3 separate regions of the Homo sapiens genome follow, and regions 2 and 3 are each linked to region 1. The links are chromatin loops, found by intact Hi-C in ENCODE. Cell type or tissue: Caco-2. All regions are shown on one strand.

What was found. Hi-C counts contacts between places; a loop is a spot of excess contacts. Peaks named below come from ENCODE experiments on the same cell type or tissue, not always from the same donor. Only the 100,000 strongest peaks of a DNase experiment are listed, where the experiment ranks them.
Region 2: a loop joins it to region 1, with 8 times the contacts of the local background. A loop is called at or near these places in 13 of 110 quality-filtered maps.
Region 3: a loop joins it to region 1, with 8 times the contacts of the local background. A loop is called at or near these places in 13 of 110 quality-filtered maps.

Annotation. Positions count from the first base shown.
Region 1 is chr6:104,524,043-104,529,042 of GRCh38, forward strand. It overlaps LOC105377918 (a long non-coding RNA gene), which reads right to left and starts at 3,430. Exons shown (of 5, transcript XR_001744272.2): 1 at 3,232-3,430. In Caco-2, CTCF peaks have their summits at 1,881 (motif pointing left) and 2,081; a DNase peak (open chromatin) is centred at 1,839; H3K4me3 peaks cover 586 bases.
Region 2 is chr6:104,332,630-104,337,629 of GRCh38, forward strand. LOC102724443 (a long non-coding RNA gene) reads right to left here. Exons shown (of 3, transcript XR_942829.2): 3 at 3,889-5,000. Among named protein-coding and RNA genes, the nearest start is that of HACE1, 520 kb to the right of the region's middle. In Caco-2, no CTCF peak of the experiment used is centred here; no DNase peak of the experiment used is centred here.
Region 3 is chr6:104,322,861-104,327,860 of GRCh38, forward strand. No RefSeq gene overlaps it. Among named protein-coding and RNA genes, the nearest start is that of HACE1, 530 kb to the right of the region's middle. In Caco-2, a CTCF peak has its summit at 2,922 (motif pointing left); no DNase peak of the experiment used is centred here.

The DNA of each region.
Region 1 (5,000 bases):
TTCAATCCAAGAAAACAAAAACAAAAAATAGGAAGCAAAATGAGTGATATTTTATATGTTACCTGGCTCAACAATGATTAGCATTTGCATGATCCTCAGAACATAGACGATCAAAGAGTGATTAAGCTGAAAGTGAAATGTAACTAAATTTAAAGGTTTCAGCAGGAAGTATTCATGTGTATGGTTAGGGATTATGGTTATAAGATTTAGCAAATAAAAATACAGGGCACCCACTTAAATGTGAATTTCAAATAGTTAATAATTTGGGAGGTTCCAAGTATTTTATAGATAGTAGTAGAGGGATGAAAACACCTATATCCTCATATTCCATAGTAGAGAATCAAAACTAAAAAAATCAGTAAATAGCATTATAAGTCCAATAAGCAAATAGCAACATATTTGAAATGGGTTGCCTCTGACGAGCAAGAAATTATGACAAGGGGGATTCAGGTGGTATTGTTTATTATACCAATTATATGTTTTTAACAATTTTGTTCTTTCCATGCACATAGAATCCGATCAAAATACAAACTAAATTATTTAATAACTGAAGCAAATATGACAAAATGTTATAATTTGAAAAAGCAGCATACATAGATGTTTATTGTTTTATTCTCAATTTTTTTTCTTGGAAATAATCAGAGCTATCTAAGGAAATTTCGACAAATATTTAAAGACTAATGTTTTGCAAGGTTTCCATATTATTAAACTATTTGGGATTATCGTGATGAAAATTACGGAATAATTTGCAGTCATGTCTTTTTATTTACTTATTCATTCCACATATATTTATTGTTTACCTATGATGTTGGAGAAGCAGACAAGGTTACAGCAAATCAGTTTGCTAGCCACAAAACAGCAAGTATAGACAGATCAACAATGGAAAATTTCACTCCATTCAAGGCAGCTCACGACATGACAAGTCACTCCTCCCTTCCCCAGAGGTCCTACAGACTCATATATTCTTGAGTACAGAAGTGGCACAGGAACTCCTTGAGGGTAGTAACCCACTTCCATTATCTTTAAGGAATCCTTCCTAGTCTGACACAGCCTCTAAAACAGTATCTGAAGAGGAGCTCATGAAATTTGTTAAAGGAGTAGATGAAATTAATCAATGAGTAAATGATTGAATAAACTATATTTTAGAGGCTGTGACAGTTTTCCTTACTGAAAATGATTTTTAAAGTTCATCTAAAAGGCTACTGAATTAACCTTGATGTAATTACTATTTAAGTAATTTTATTAAATAATTTTATTTACCATTTAAATAATTGTATTATGTACTTTTAAATGCCACAGAGGTTTTATGATCGTTTAAATAATTGTATTATATACTTTTAAATACTGCAGAGGTTTTATGACACTGGAATGGAAGAGGAAACAGGGGACCCAGAGGATACCTTAAAGAAACAAACTACAGGACGTGATGGTACAATAGGGGAGAGGAAGAGAGAAAAATCAAAGATGTAGCACAGAAAACACTCAGCTCTGGAACCTGGAAAACAGGCGGTCCCGCTAAGAAAAACGGAAATGTAAAAGAACAGCCAGTTTTGAAGGAAGGCGAGAATTCATTTTTGTGTATATTAATTTATCTATCGTACCTAGGGCCCAGCGACAGTCATGCCGGAAGCATCTCAAATTTTTAAAAATGTAAATGTGAAAAGCAGACAAGCAGTTCCTGCATTTTGTCATCGCAAATATCATCGATTTGATTTCATGAAAGTCTCTTTTACACAACTCTATTTGAGTTTCTGCCTCCGTGAGTTCATTTATCAGGCTCAGCCATCACTTTCAGGAGTCATGGGGGACTGCAGCCCCGCCCTTAGTAAACCGGGTAAGTCCGGGCTCGGCTCGCCTATGCAGGAGTGCCATCTAGTGGTCAGAGAATGTCACTTCAAGCTAGACTACAGGAGGAATAAACAGAAGGGGACCTCAGGAGGAATAAATAGAAGGGGACCTCAGGGACATTCTGCTTTTGTTTCCAATTTCCAGGCGTGCTGTGACTGAAAAAAAGGAAAAACATTCCATTCATTGCCTAGATATGACTTTATGATAGCACGTCCAGTTACAGTGCCAAAAAGTGAAATCCAACGTCTGCTTTTAACGTATTCTTAAATGAGACTGATGTGGTCTAAAGGAGAAAACAGTAAAATCAGCATCGCTTTTTATTTTGAAGTTGTTTATATTTGGCAAAGAATGTGTTTGTGGCCATAGACACCATTTGGCTATCTTCAAATCAAGGCAAAGGTTTACAAATAACGAATTTGTAAATGTCTCACGTATGAATGGGCCCCTTTTCTTTAAAGTCACGCCCTTCATACGGTCTTATGCATACACCTGATTCTCTCTGAAAAAAGCAGCCGTTTTGCTGCCTGATGCCCAAAGTCATCCCTTTGTCTCAAAACGTCCAGAACACTTTGTCAAACCTTTAGAGCTATTTATGTTTGTGTCTTATCTCCCTCGCTAGGCTTTCAGCTTCTTGGGGCAGAGTCCATTTCTGAATCATGCATTAAAAGCTCCAAACAGCTGATTACCAGTGTTTCTAACACCAGGGAATCAAAGCCTCCTTTCAGAACTCAATACCAGCTGTGGATTTCCTCACCAGAAAATACGCACTGTGCACACAACATGCAAAATTTTGCTCGCACTCTCGGGAACTTCAGTAGCCCCTGGAAGCCCATTAACATGCTGTTCAGGTTCAGAAACCTGATCCAAAATAAACTTCTGGAACATAGCCTATTCATAAGTTGAAGTATCCTGTATGGGAAAAACAGGCACGTGTGGAGATACAGAGTAAAGCCTATAAAACTTGACTTCCCCTACATTGTCAACTATTCACCAGAAAAAAGAAAAAAAAATCTATTTCTGCTGATTGAAGCCGAAAAAGGCACAGCTCAAACCTGTGGAAATGAATACAATGTGAAAATGCACCATCCAAAGAGCCAGACATGCCCAAGACCCCTTCCCGTGCAAGGATACTAAGGAAGGCCTGCTACTCCCCCCAGCCCCACCCTTCAGGGCACTCTGGTGTCCTAGTTATCTGACCTAAGTTTAAAAAGAAAAAAATCTTTCCCCCTGTACTTGGCAATATTCAAATTTTTCCAAGGTGCGCTTGCTTACACACTCTCTCTCTTTCTCTCTCTCTTTCTTTCTTTCTCTCTCTCTCTCTCACACACACACACACACAATTAGATGAGGGAAATGTCCAAAGCACAAAAATAGATTTCTTACCCTAAATCTGATCTGGCCATGGGTTGATTTGGATGGCAAAACTGAGATCTTTTGTTTCTACCTTAAGCCTCCCCCAAATCCCCTTCTCAGACTCAGAGCACGGATAACCTATCCCCAGTTTTGGAGCCCTCCTTCCTTCCAAGAAAAGAATGAGACCAGAAAACTCAGTGACATCTGAATCACATGCACAAGAGCTCATTTCGATTGATGGGCCCTCCCGGGGGAAGTTAGGAGAGCTATGTTGGCACTTCCCTCAATCCGTGTCAGGATGTCGATAAAACCACAGACCCCTCACTACCCGCTCTGCACAACGCTTCCTCCTTTTCTCATGGAAGTAGAAGTGTCTTCTCTCCACAGGACATTTTGATTTTCCACAGTGTTTTTCAATAGGCTTTTAAAGTATATATCTATCTTCACAGCAGGGTTCAAATACAAACATTTCATCAGAAGTTAGGCAAATAAAGTTTGGAGAGTTTACAGGAAGAGCATAGCTCCAACCCTCACTCATCAGTTCTGGCACGTCGCAGAGAGAGAAGATACTTAGTGAACACAAAAGTCGGAGTTCTGAGCCTCATTGTGGTTCTCAAATAACTGAGGCTGTGTTATAGGAGAGATGGTACAACCTTGGGCAAGAACACTCCAGAGGAAATTCAATTTCCACATCCGATAGGGGGCGAGGTTGGGCCACATCAGTGTCAGCTCTGACACTGTTAAGCGGATGGTCATCTCAGAAACAAATAAAGCAAAGGGAGGTTATGCAGGAGGCAAGGGGAGAGTTGGTGGTCAGCAGATGAGAGCTGGAGAGGGTCAGACACAAACAGGTAAACCAGAGTATAGACCGGGGCGCTCCTAATATCACCTGGAGCAGGGATGGTTGTCAGGATCATCTCTGGCCAGCATGACACTGGTGTGACATCTTGAAACAACATCCAACCAATCCAAGCAGGCACAGTCCCAAATGCGGGATGCACTGCCAAGGCTCAGCCCAGAAAGGAATGACCAGCTGGAACGATCACAAAGAAAACCATGTGTAAGCAATGGGAATTTCTCCAGCCTTAATGTTAACATGGGGCTGTATGCTGACTTGGTAAGACAGGACTTCTCAGTCTCAGGACTATTAACACCTTAGGTTCAAAAATTCTTTGTAGTGGGGGGCTTACCAGTCCATTTTAGGATTCTTAACAACACCCCTGGCCTCTACCCATTAGATGCCTTTTACGCTCCTGTCATCCCCAGTTGTGACAACCAAAGCATATTCCAACATTGCCGAATGATCCTGGGGCAAAATTACCCCTGTTGAGAACCACTGTTCTCAGAGCATGTTTCATGGCCACCAGGTGGACTGAAATAATGCTCTGGCTTTTCATAGCGTCTTTCCCTGTGCTCCCTCCTTGACTGTTTGCGTACCCCCCTGTTCTCTTGGCTCTGCCCTCAATTTGCTCTCTGTCCTACACTTTGGCCTTGCCATTTCTAGCCATCATTTACCCCTAGCTTCATCTTTATCTAGGATTTAAGGAACTATGGGCAAGCTTTAGATCAATGCCTTCTCACCTGAGGCTCAAACACTTCCCCCAAAGCCCCCTGGCCAGGATACAGCCTCTCCTTCTCTAGAGCACAACACTGTCTCCTGAGACCTGAGCCACAGAACAGGGAATCTGATGAGCACCAGTTGAAACACAGGTATCTGGGAGTCAAAGGAAGGGGCAAAGCTGTTTTATGCTTATTCCTAGGGGTCCTAGAAGCTGAGAAAACTCTCATTCCTCTTCCTA
Region 2 (5,000 bases), 190 kb before region 1:
TTTGATCTTCCCCTGCCATGAGAAACAGTCTTCAGAAAAGAGAGGATAATTAGTTAATTCTTATCCTATCTTTATGACAAAGTTATAATGTTCTCTCTAAGTAATAATTTATCTTACAGGACTTCTTCGATTTAAAGGAGAATATTTCAGTAATATTTCTAAGTCTAACAAAACTATAATTCCTGAAAAAAAGATAAGAAGTTGCCTTTATGTTTTATATGGATCAAATTAATAAATACTGCCTAAAGTTGAAGGTCTCTCAACACCTAACATTGAGTATTATGCCAGTCTTTGGAAGAAAAAATAGTGAATAAGGTATTTTCTCCACCCTACTGTACTTAAATTTGACTAAAACTGCAAAGCAATATGTTTTTAAATATTTCCAAAAATCTATTAACTGGTTATTTAAGTAAATATTTGTTTAGACTCAAGTGTAGTATCAAAGGCAGAAAGTGAGTCCTATGTAAGAAATTAAAAACTTCAAAGCAGTAACTTTTTTTCAGTGTTCCTGATACTGTAGCCCAGCTGCAAGGGATTTTGTGCCTGTTTCCGCCCAAAAATATAAGTAAGGCCAAGTGATCAATGTTGCACGTGACATATTTCACTGGGCCTTTCTTTCCAGGCTGATAAGCAGTAGAAGTAGAAGTGAGAAGACAAAAAATGAGGTAGATGGTGGTAAAATTACACTTAAAAAAGAGTATTTTTTACCCTAGGGCTCACCCATTACTGCCTGACATGTAGCATCCTAATCACCACCCCACCCCATGCCCACCCCCAATTATTTTGAGCAGTCCCCAGGAAAAGTTGCATAGGTTTAGAATTGAGCCTTCATGACCACCACAGGTATCTGTCTTTTCCTCCTCCCCTGCCCCCACTCTCTTTAGTGGCATCTGTGTCTATGGTCTATGTGGCCCAGCCTGGTGCCTGACATCCCTGGCACAGAAGACACTGTGCAGCACCAAAGCCTTATAAGGTGCTAGGCCAACAATTGGCCTGAATCTCTTATGAGCTGATTTGCCCCAAGGCTTATGTCAACTGCTGCTGCATCATGTAATCTCTTGACAATCAGAGCTCTGACTTCTATGCCAAGAGTGATGTTTTATGGAACTCCCAAAGGTACCAAGCACATCTCTCACAGATGGTAGTGCCTCCAATGCTTGTTCTGCTGGGCCTGGAAGCTGGCTGCTACCCTAACCTAGTCTTGTCCACATGGGAACTGTGTCCTTTCTGGGAGGCTGAACCATGAATATGCCACAGCTGTGCTGTTTTCTGGAATGCCTGGATACACCAAACCATGCTGGGTTCTGTCCAAAGATACAAAAATATCCACTTCCCCTATGTGTGGTGCTGTGTTATATCCATACCAAAACAGAGCTGTTTCATGTTTCTAATATTTTACTTGCAAGAAAGTAGTAAGGAAAGTCACAAAGCTGACTGACATTACATTAACCCTCACCACTGAGCATTGAACGTTGTTTTTAGAGCACATCTGAAGCACTGACTCTTTACTGGGAAGTAGCTTTTTCCCAATGCAAGTTGATTCCTAGAGACTCATATGCCAGAACGCAATGTCTGAAACCCTGTGGGAAATGTAGCTTAAGCTTCATTAGCAAGGACTGGAAGCTCCCTGGCCCACCTTAAATTCAACATTTAAAAAATTAAAAACACACTGAACATATCCTACTTACTGTACATGTGCAGAAAAATACTAAAAAACTGTGAAGGGCTTATAAGAAACCAACTAGAAAAGAAAATATGTCAACTAAACAAAAAGAGCACAAAGGAAAACTTTAGAACAAAGTCTCAAGGTAGAAAGAATGGAATCCTGGGATCCTTGAAACCACGTATGTTTAAGCCAATGATATCCTCATAAAATACCTCCCTCCCTCAATCTCTCTCTCTGTCTCTCTCACACATACACACACACCCACGCACACACACGGCTACACACACGTACACACACACACGGCTACATTCCCATAACACCATTTCTAAGTGTGCCTGGTATTTATTTCATTATTTTTTTTTCTTTTTCATTAAAGTCATTCCTTTTGTTCTTCCAATGATAAGGAAAATCAGCTATGGGTTACCCCATTTTATGCCCTCTCCTATTTCTCATACAACAACATCTTTCACTTGATTAGTCTCCTTGTAAGGTACAGATACTCTATTAAACTGTTAGGAAATCAAATACAAAATGCTTTAAAGTAACCTTCAAAGTCATAAAACAATCACAACAAAGAAATTAAAATTTAACATATCGAAAAATTCCACATATGCTTAATCACTGAAACTGAGGAAAGAAGCTGATTATTTTTGTCATCTGGAGAGGTGGGGAGCTGGCAATGTAAAAATTCTCCTGCTAAAAGAATAACTGATTATAAAGTAATTGCGTTTTTAAAGGACACAGATGTAAATAGAATGTGTTGTTTGTGTATGTTTCTTTGGCCTAGCTATCTGTTTTCCCATGATACCTACGCAAAAGTAAAGTCTAAAGAGCTTGTGCACACCTCCCCTTTCTTTCTCTAAAAACGTCTGCCTCCATTTTGTCGTTTAAATCAGCCGTGCATTTTGCTACACAAGATGATCCAAGCACAACTAAAAGGCTGAGCATTCAGTGACCTGAGATCTGTGCCCTCTTTTCACAATGTGTAACACAGTTCCTTCTGATAATTGTCACCAGAAGGAATTCATATTAAAACCTTAAGCTTGCTCCAAAATTCACTCGGTAAAAGCCTGTAATTTGTGCAACCTGATGTATCCAACTGTCAGGAACTGATATATTAGCCTCACCTGCTCCTGACACAGAGGCCCACTCGCCTATTCTGCTGTTTTTGTCGCTTGCTTTAATGATTAGGATTGTTTCCATCATCTTCTTCCACTCTTTGCTTCAAACATCCTACTTCTGTCATTTACCTAAAAGCTGAATACCAACAAGAAAATCTGGTTCGTGCTGGACTTAAGCTTTCTTTGGGGTTTTCACTACCAAAACTGATCTTTCTCGTTTTTCTCATTCTGCCTTCCATTTTGTTAATCTTACCACCTCAGTTATATCACATTTTCAAACAAAGCTTAGTGATCACATGTATAAAATTGATACCAAAAGGTAAATACGCAGACAAAGCAATCCCAGGGGGTCCTGACAGCAGAGGACTCGGGAGCTCAAGGCTAATTTCTTTCCAACTGGGACAGTGACCTCTCCTCACTATGGAAATCTGAACCAAGACCATGCGTTCAAGTCCACTCCCAATTACCAACCAGTGACCAAACTAACATTTTTCATACAGCAATTTACTGTCATGAACCTTTGCCAAAGGCCAGACTAAAAAAAGACCAAAGGAAAAAAAAAAGCCAAACTGAGAACGTTCTCAGTGTTGTTTATACTTGGTCTGTTTAGCCATCAGTAATGGATGTATTGTTGCAGAGGAACCAAGGAATAAAGCTTCAAGAAGGGCAGGAGGGAAGAAAGGAGAATGGCAGATAAAGGAAGAAAAATTGTACTTTTAACCAGCCTGTGTTCCACTGCCTGAAGAAAGAAAAAAGTCAGAGAGCTCTCCTTAAAAAAAGAAAGAAAGAAAATGAAATGATTACTGGAGACAGGACTGAAAATAAAACTAAATTGTAAAAATCAAATCAATGTTTAAAAAGAATCAAACTCAGTTACTTGATCCTTAAAATTTTAAATCAGTGCAAAAGCTATAATTCCCTTTTCATAAACATATTCCAGCAGATTTTTCATTCATTTCCAACTGCAGAAATTTTTACTCACTTGCTCACATACTTTCACACTCAATACTTTCACAATCCTGACACAAGTACCATTAATTTCTAATAAAAATTAATTTATACATAAAAACATTTATACATATTTGTTAATTAACTGTCACAAAATATGATACAAAAGTGGTTCAACAAACAAAATATTACATTGGCTCTTAAAACTTTTTCACATTTAAATTTTAAAACACTATTGAAGGCTGTGCTCTCTCAACAGAAAACATAACTGGAGATATTCTGCGATGGGCCTGGCAACAGAGGGAAGGACTCTGAGTTTCCTTCTTGAAGAGATTAATTCTCCTCACACAGAAATAACTGTAGTATCTAAATGTCACTCAATGGTATATAAGCTTCACTGGCCCATAAAAATAGCACTTTCCTATGAATGAAAAACAGGATTAAGATCAAGGAATAAAGGCCATATTTTTAGAAGTTGGAGATAAATTATTTAAAAATATGTGAGCTGAATATGGTGAGCTAAAATATAAGGAAAGGTACCCATCTATTCTCTGCTTGGAATATGTATGTGTTTTATTACGCATTATATACTTGGTAATATATTATAAAATATTAATTCAACATCTACACTTTTAGCTACTCAGAATGTAGTGAAAATTAGATACATCTTTGATATAATCTAAATTTTTTTCTGATTCTTCGGTCTAGCTACAATCTTTCTAACAAAGAAGGTTAGGAATTTAATAAATAGTCTTGAGACTTATGAGAAATGAATGAAATAAAAAGGAGTTTAGATTATGTAAAATGTCCTTGATCACATGCTGATCGATCAAGAGTTAGGGCAGCCCTGCCTGATGAAAGACAAAGCTTTTGAAGCCAGACCTTGGTGTGAGTTCTCTGCTCCTACCACTTACAGCTGTGTGGCAAGAACAAGGCAAGTATCCTTTCCAATACTGGTTTTCCTCATCTGCAAAACTGGAATAATAATTCATACCTTGCAGGATGTTTTAGGAATTAAAGATAACATGTCAAGTGGCCAGCATGATGCCTGGAACCAAGGTGGATCCTTAAAAAATAATAAAGGATAGTTCCTCCTCCTTCTCCTCCTCCTCCTGCTGCTGCTGCTGCTGTCCTCCTTCTCCTCCTTCTTCTGAGATACTTTTTGTTCCACACAAGTAAAGCCCATTTCTGATTGCCTGACTTAGTTGGTAAAATGTAAAATTAGACAGACGAATGTCGCTTTTCTTACCTCTTGGAAGAACAAA
Region 3 (5,000 bases), 200 kb before region 1:
CCAGATAGATTTTCTTTCTCTGGCTTCCAGACAAAATTCACTTATTATAATTATCTTCTGAGCTGGCAGTGACCACCATCTAAAACTTTATAAATGATCCAGTGAAACCCCGTTGAGCTGTCACTTATATCAAGCTGGGCAGGCAACTCTCTCCCTCACCACTGCAGCTCCAATGCACTCACGGAGGGAAGTACACATGTGATACATAACCACAGTGGGAAGGGAACTGCGGTAGAAACCAGCATATTGCAAAGCACACATGAAATTCCCCTTTGGCATATTTTATGAAACCTAAGTTGACATTTTCAAGCCCAGAGGAGGAGAGTTTTGCACCAAATACTGTGTAAAGAACAACTGGGAAGTTACCCACATAAGTGCTATTTGCAATCTATAATTTAATTATTCTGATGTATTATTAGCCATCTGCAATTCATGTCAACTTAAATACTTGTATTGAAAACCCTCTGACATCTACAATGCCATCTGAAATAATTTTTTCAGTGTTTCCAATAACATTTGTTCATTCATTCTGCCTAAATTTATCCATGTTTCCCTTTAACTCTTCTTTATTCTCTCTTTTAAAACCCTTATTAATGAAGAGGGATTTGATAGTACGCCTAGCCAAAGTAAAAAGTGTATATTTTTCCAACATGGTAGTTTTATGACATTAATTTTATATGTAGAATAATATGGGACATCTTGAGTTTATTTATACACATAATTTTTATATTCAGGCCATTGAAAATGAGCAAATTTTATATACTTCTTTCAAACCATGTATCAACTGTACATAAACTGCCTTATAAAATTAAGTTACTGAAATCAAGGCTTTACATAAAAACAAGGAGATCATGTCCTTTGCAGGAACATGGATGGAGCTGGAGGCCATTATCCTTAGCAAACTAACATAGGAACAGAAAAACAAATACTGAATGTTCTCATTGATAAGTGGGAGCTAAATGGTGAGAACACATGGACACAAAAAGGAGAACAACAAACACCAGGGTATACTTGAGGGTAAAGAACGGGAGGAGGGAGAGGATCAGAAAAAATAACTATTGAATACTAAGCTTAGTGCCCAGGTGATGAAATAATTTGTACACCAAACCCCTGTGACACAGTTTATCTATATAACAAACCTGCTCATATACCCCTAAACCTCAGAGTTTAGAAAAAAGAAATCAAGGCTTTAAATACTTCTGTCCTAATTTAGCTCTTACCTACATAGTTTTAAATTAAACAGGAAAAAGGTATAATATACATTTACTTTTCACAAATTGATATCAAATACATCTTTCGAATCTCATATGGTGCTTTCTAGACCATAGATCAGGAAACCTAATCTCAGTTGGGTTAAGTGACTTATTCAAGGTCTCACACAGCTAGTAGCTGGAGGATCCTGGATCTATCCTAGTGTATCTTAGCTATCGTCCGTAACTTATGCTTTTTCTCACCCTCCCCCCTGCCACCCCAAAGTGTGCTGCATCAACACTGGTTTGCCAACTATTCTTCAGATACATTAAGACAGACAAATCAAACACCCTGCCTATACATACATACACTGTCTTCTGGATTTTCTAACTGATGAGCCAGTAGCTGAAACTGACATACAGATCTTACAGTGTAGATATCTGTATTACGCAATGAAGGACAGAGGTAGAGAGAAGTGGGGAAAACAAAAAAAGCATCAGAGAGACCTGTATTCCTGACATCACAAACCTCAAGTCCTCAGGTGGAGGTTATAAAGGCAGGACCCAAATGCCTGTCAGCTGCAACACATACAGCAACCCAACTGTGCAGGCTGGAAAACAGCAGTGTCACAGTAGACACTGCAGTGAGAGGCAGCCCAGTAGAGCACACTGCACCAGACCAGCGGCTCTCAGCAGGTCTCTGAGTAGCATGGAATATCATCCTACGCCAATGAAAGATCATGGACATTGGCTTTGTGGTTGTAGTGAGGGGATGCCATACTAGGAGGCAGATAACAGTTTATGCGACAAGGAAAGCAGTGAGAACCGCATGATTTTCAGTGGATGCCAGCACGGAGGACTGGCCATGCTCCTGGCCCAAATATATGAATGTCCATGTCAGAGACACCACATGCACAAATACCAGAACCAGATATCCTCCCTGCCATCCAGAGGCTGTTTCTACATCCAGAACTAATTCCAGGGAGAAAGAAGGGAGACGAAATTCTGAATTAATATGCGGATAATGAACATGTTTCTTTTTGGCCATCAGGCAAAATAGAGGTACAAAATAGAGAATACAGTTGTTATAAATGAATAAAGTTTCAGCAGGTACCTTTGAGTACATGACCTGAAGCTTTATAACGTCTACACAAGATGAGTAGTAGTAGTTAATTTCTTTTTAGAAAAAAAAGAAGAGGGCATTTGTCCTCTGAATTTTAAATTAAAGATATTCCATTTCAAATATAAAGAATAAAAATTCTTGCTTCTTAAAGCAGCAATAATCCTTTAAGATCATTTTGCAAAATGCACTATTTCCATATCCCTTAACCAAAATCATAATTTCTTGTTTGAGGAGACATCTAGGTTTCTAACCAACTTTCTTCTATTTACCAGGTTTTAGGACATACCTCATTTCAGACTTGTAAGGCATGTGAAACTTTGTTTCGCAATGTTTCCAAAAAGAAGATCAATATCCTGATGTTGGGATGTGAGAACAGAGAGAGAGATTTGCCACTCCAATATTGCAACATGCCTCCCCCAGCCTTACAAAATAATATGTTTTAAAACTCCATAAGTGGAGATGGTGGGTTGGAAAAATATAACTCATCCATAGATAATATAATACAAAATATGACAGCGAAGCATAAGTCACGGTTCTTTACTTTTTCCTGCCAAAGTAAACTTTATAGATATTTTTATCAAAACAAAAATTGGAGTCAACCCGTGATTGCCATCTTGTGGAGAAGTCCAGCACTACCGTGTCAAAATATGTCCCTGAGGTATTGAAAAACGCCTCTGGAGATTCTTCAGGCACTCCTTCCATTATTTAATAATCTTTGCCGCAAATAAGCTCTGCCTTATAGCTGACCTAAATCCCTCGGGTTATCTCCTGTAGATAAGGGGAGAGCTGCCACCATTTATTGAGCTGTAATGCTTTGCATACTCAGTCAAGTTATCAAACCATGCCGGTGACTTTACTTCTCCAGGTTAAAAAGTTTCATATTATCTGACATTTCCACCTTACTACTGTGTTCCAGCTCTTGAGTTTCCAAACTGTTTAAAACTTGCTCTGCCTGTGTTTTATTTTTTTGGTCACAACTCTGTCTACTCCACTTTGTGAGGCATTTGACTCATTTCTGTGTTATTTGGGGAACACCCCTGAGACCTTCTGCGGGGGCAGTACTGGGTCTGAGGGTTTGGCAGCTTCGATCATCCCTGAAGGCATGCAGAGAGTCCTGTGGGGAGCCCTTACACCTTACACTCCAGCACCTCTGGGCAGTTGCCAAGGGAACCAAATCACGACATGGACATTCCAGAATTACACACATGCAATTAAATCTACCGAATAAGTTCACCAAACAAATATATAATGAAATAATTTTTAAAATTCCAAAACATTGGGCAACTTCCCTTTTTTTTGATCACTCCATTCTGTAATCTTGACTTTGCATTTTAGGAAAGAGTTGTGAAAGATGCTCTTTCTCCCTAACCCACATCCTCTACCACTGGTCATTCAGCAAATCCTATCAGCTCTACTTTCAAAATGAGTCAACTATGACCATTTCTCACCACTCTGACTACCCAGATCGAAGTTCAAGCCAACACCATCTCCTGTTTGGATTTTTGCAGTAGCCTTCTAGCTGATGTCCCTGGTTCTACTCATGCCTCCTGCAGTCTATTCTCAATACACAAGCTGGAGTGACCCTGCTGAGGCACAAGGCAAATCCTATTACTCCCTCCCTTGCTTAAAACCCTCCCACAGCTCCTGTCACTCAGAATAAATGCAACAGCCTTTGCTACGACTGATAAGGCCTTCAGAAAATTGACTCCCATTCTCTCTCTACCTCATCTCCTACACTCTTTCCCAAAGTCACTCTGCCCTCACCATACTGGCCTCCCTGCTGCTCCTCTCACACATCAAACAAACCTGCTCCGGCCTCAGGGCCTTTGCTCTTACTGCTCTCTCTGCATGGAAAAGCCTTTCCCACAATATCCTCATGACTTGCTCCTGCATGGTCTTCAGGTCCTTTCTCAAAAGTAATCTTCTCAGTAAGGCCTTCCTGGAAATCCTACCTAAAATACCATTTCTTCTCTCGTTTAATACCTTGTTTGCTGTATTTTTACTCCTTAGCATTTACATTCTACTAGCAAATATTTTGCTTCTTTTTCCTGTTTATTGTTCTTACAGTTTTTTATTGCTACCATAACAAATTACCACAAACTTAGCTGCTGAAAACAACACAAATCTATCAACTCACAGTTCTGTAGGTCAGAAGTCCAGCGGTCTTTGTTGCTTCTTTTGCTCCAATTCTCAGAAGGCTGAAAGCAAAGTGTCAGGCTGCAGGGCTTTTATCAAGAGTCTCTAGGAAGAATCCACATCCAAACTCATTTCAGTTGTTGGCCAAATTCAGTTCCATGTGATTATAAGACTCAGGCCTCCATCTCCTTTTTGCTTGTCAGTCAAAGTCTTTCTCAACTTCTAAAGGCTGCCTATATTCCTTGGCTCATGGCCGCCTTCAAAGCCATCAAGGGAAAGTCTAGCCTTTCTCAGGCTTTGAATCTCTTTGACTTCCCCTTTTGCCTCATCTCTCCTGCTTTCCTCTTCTGCTGCATCTCTTTGACTCCAGCTGAAGAAATTTCTCTGATTCTCAGGGCTCAAGTGGTTAGATTGGGCCCACCTGGGTAATTCAGGCCCCTCCCTCTATTTTGAAGTTCTTAAGCTTAACTACATCTGCAAAGTCCCTTCACAGCAGTACATAGATTCGTGTCTGATTGAATAGCCAGGAGATAGGAATCTTGGGTACCATT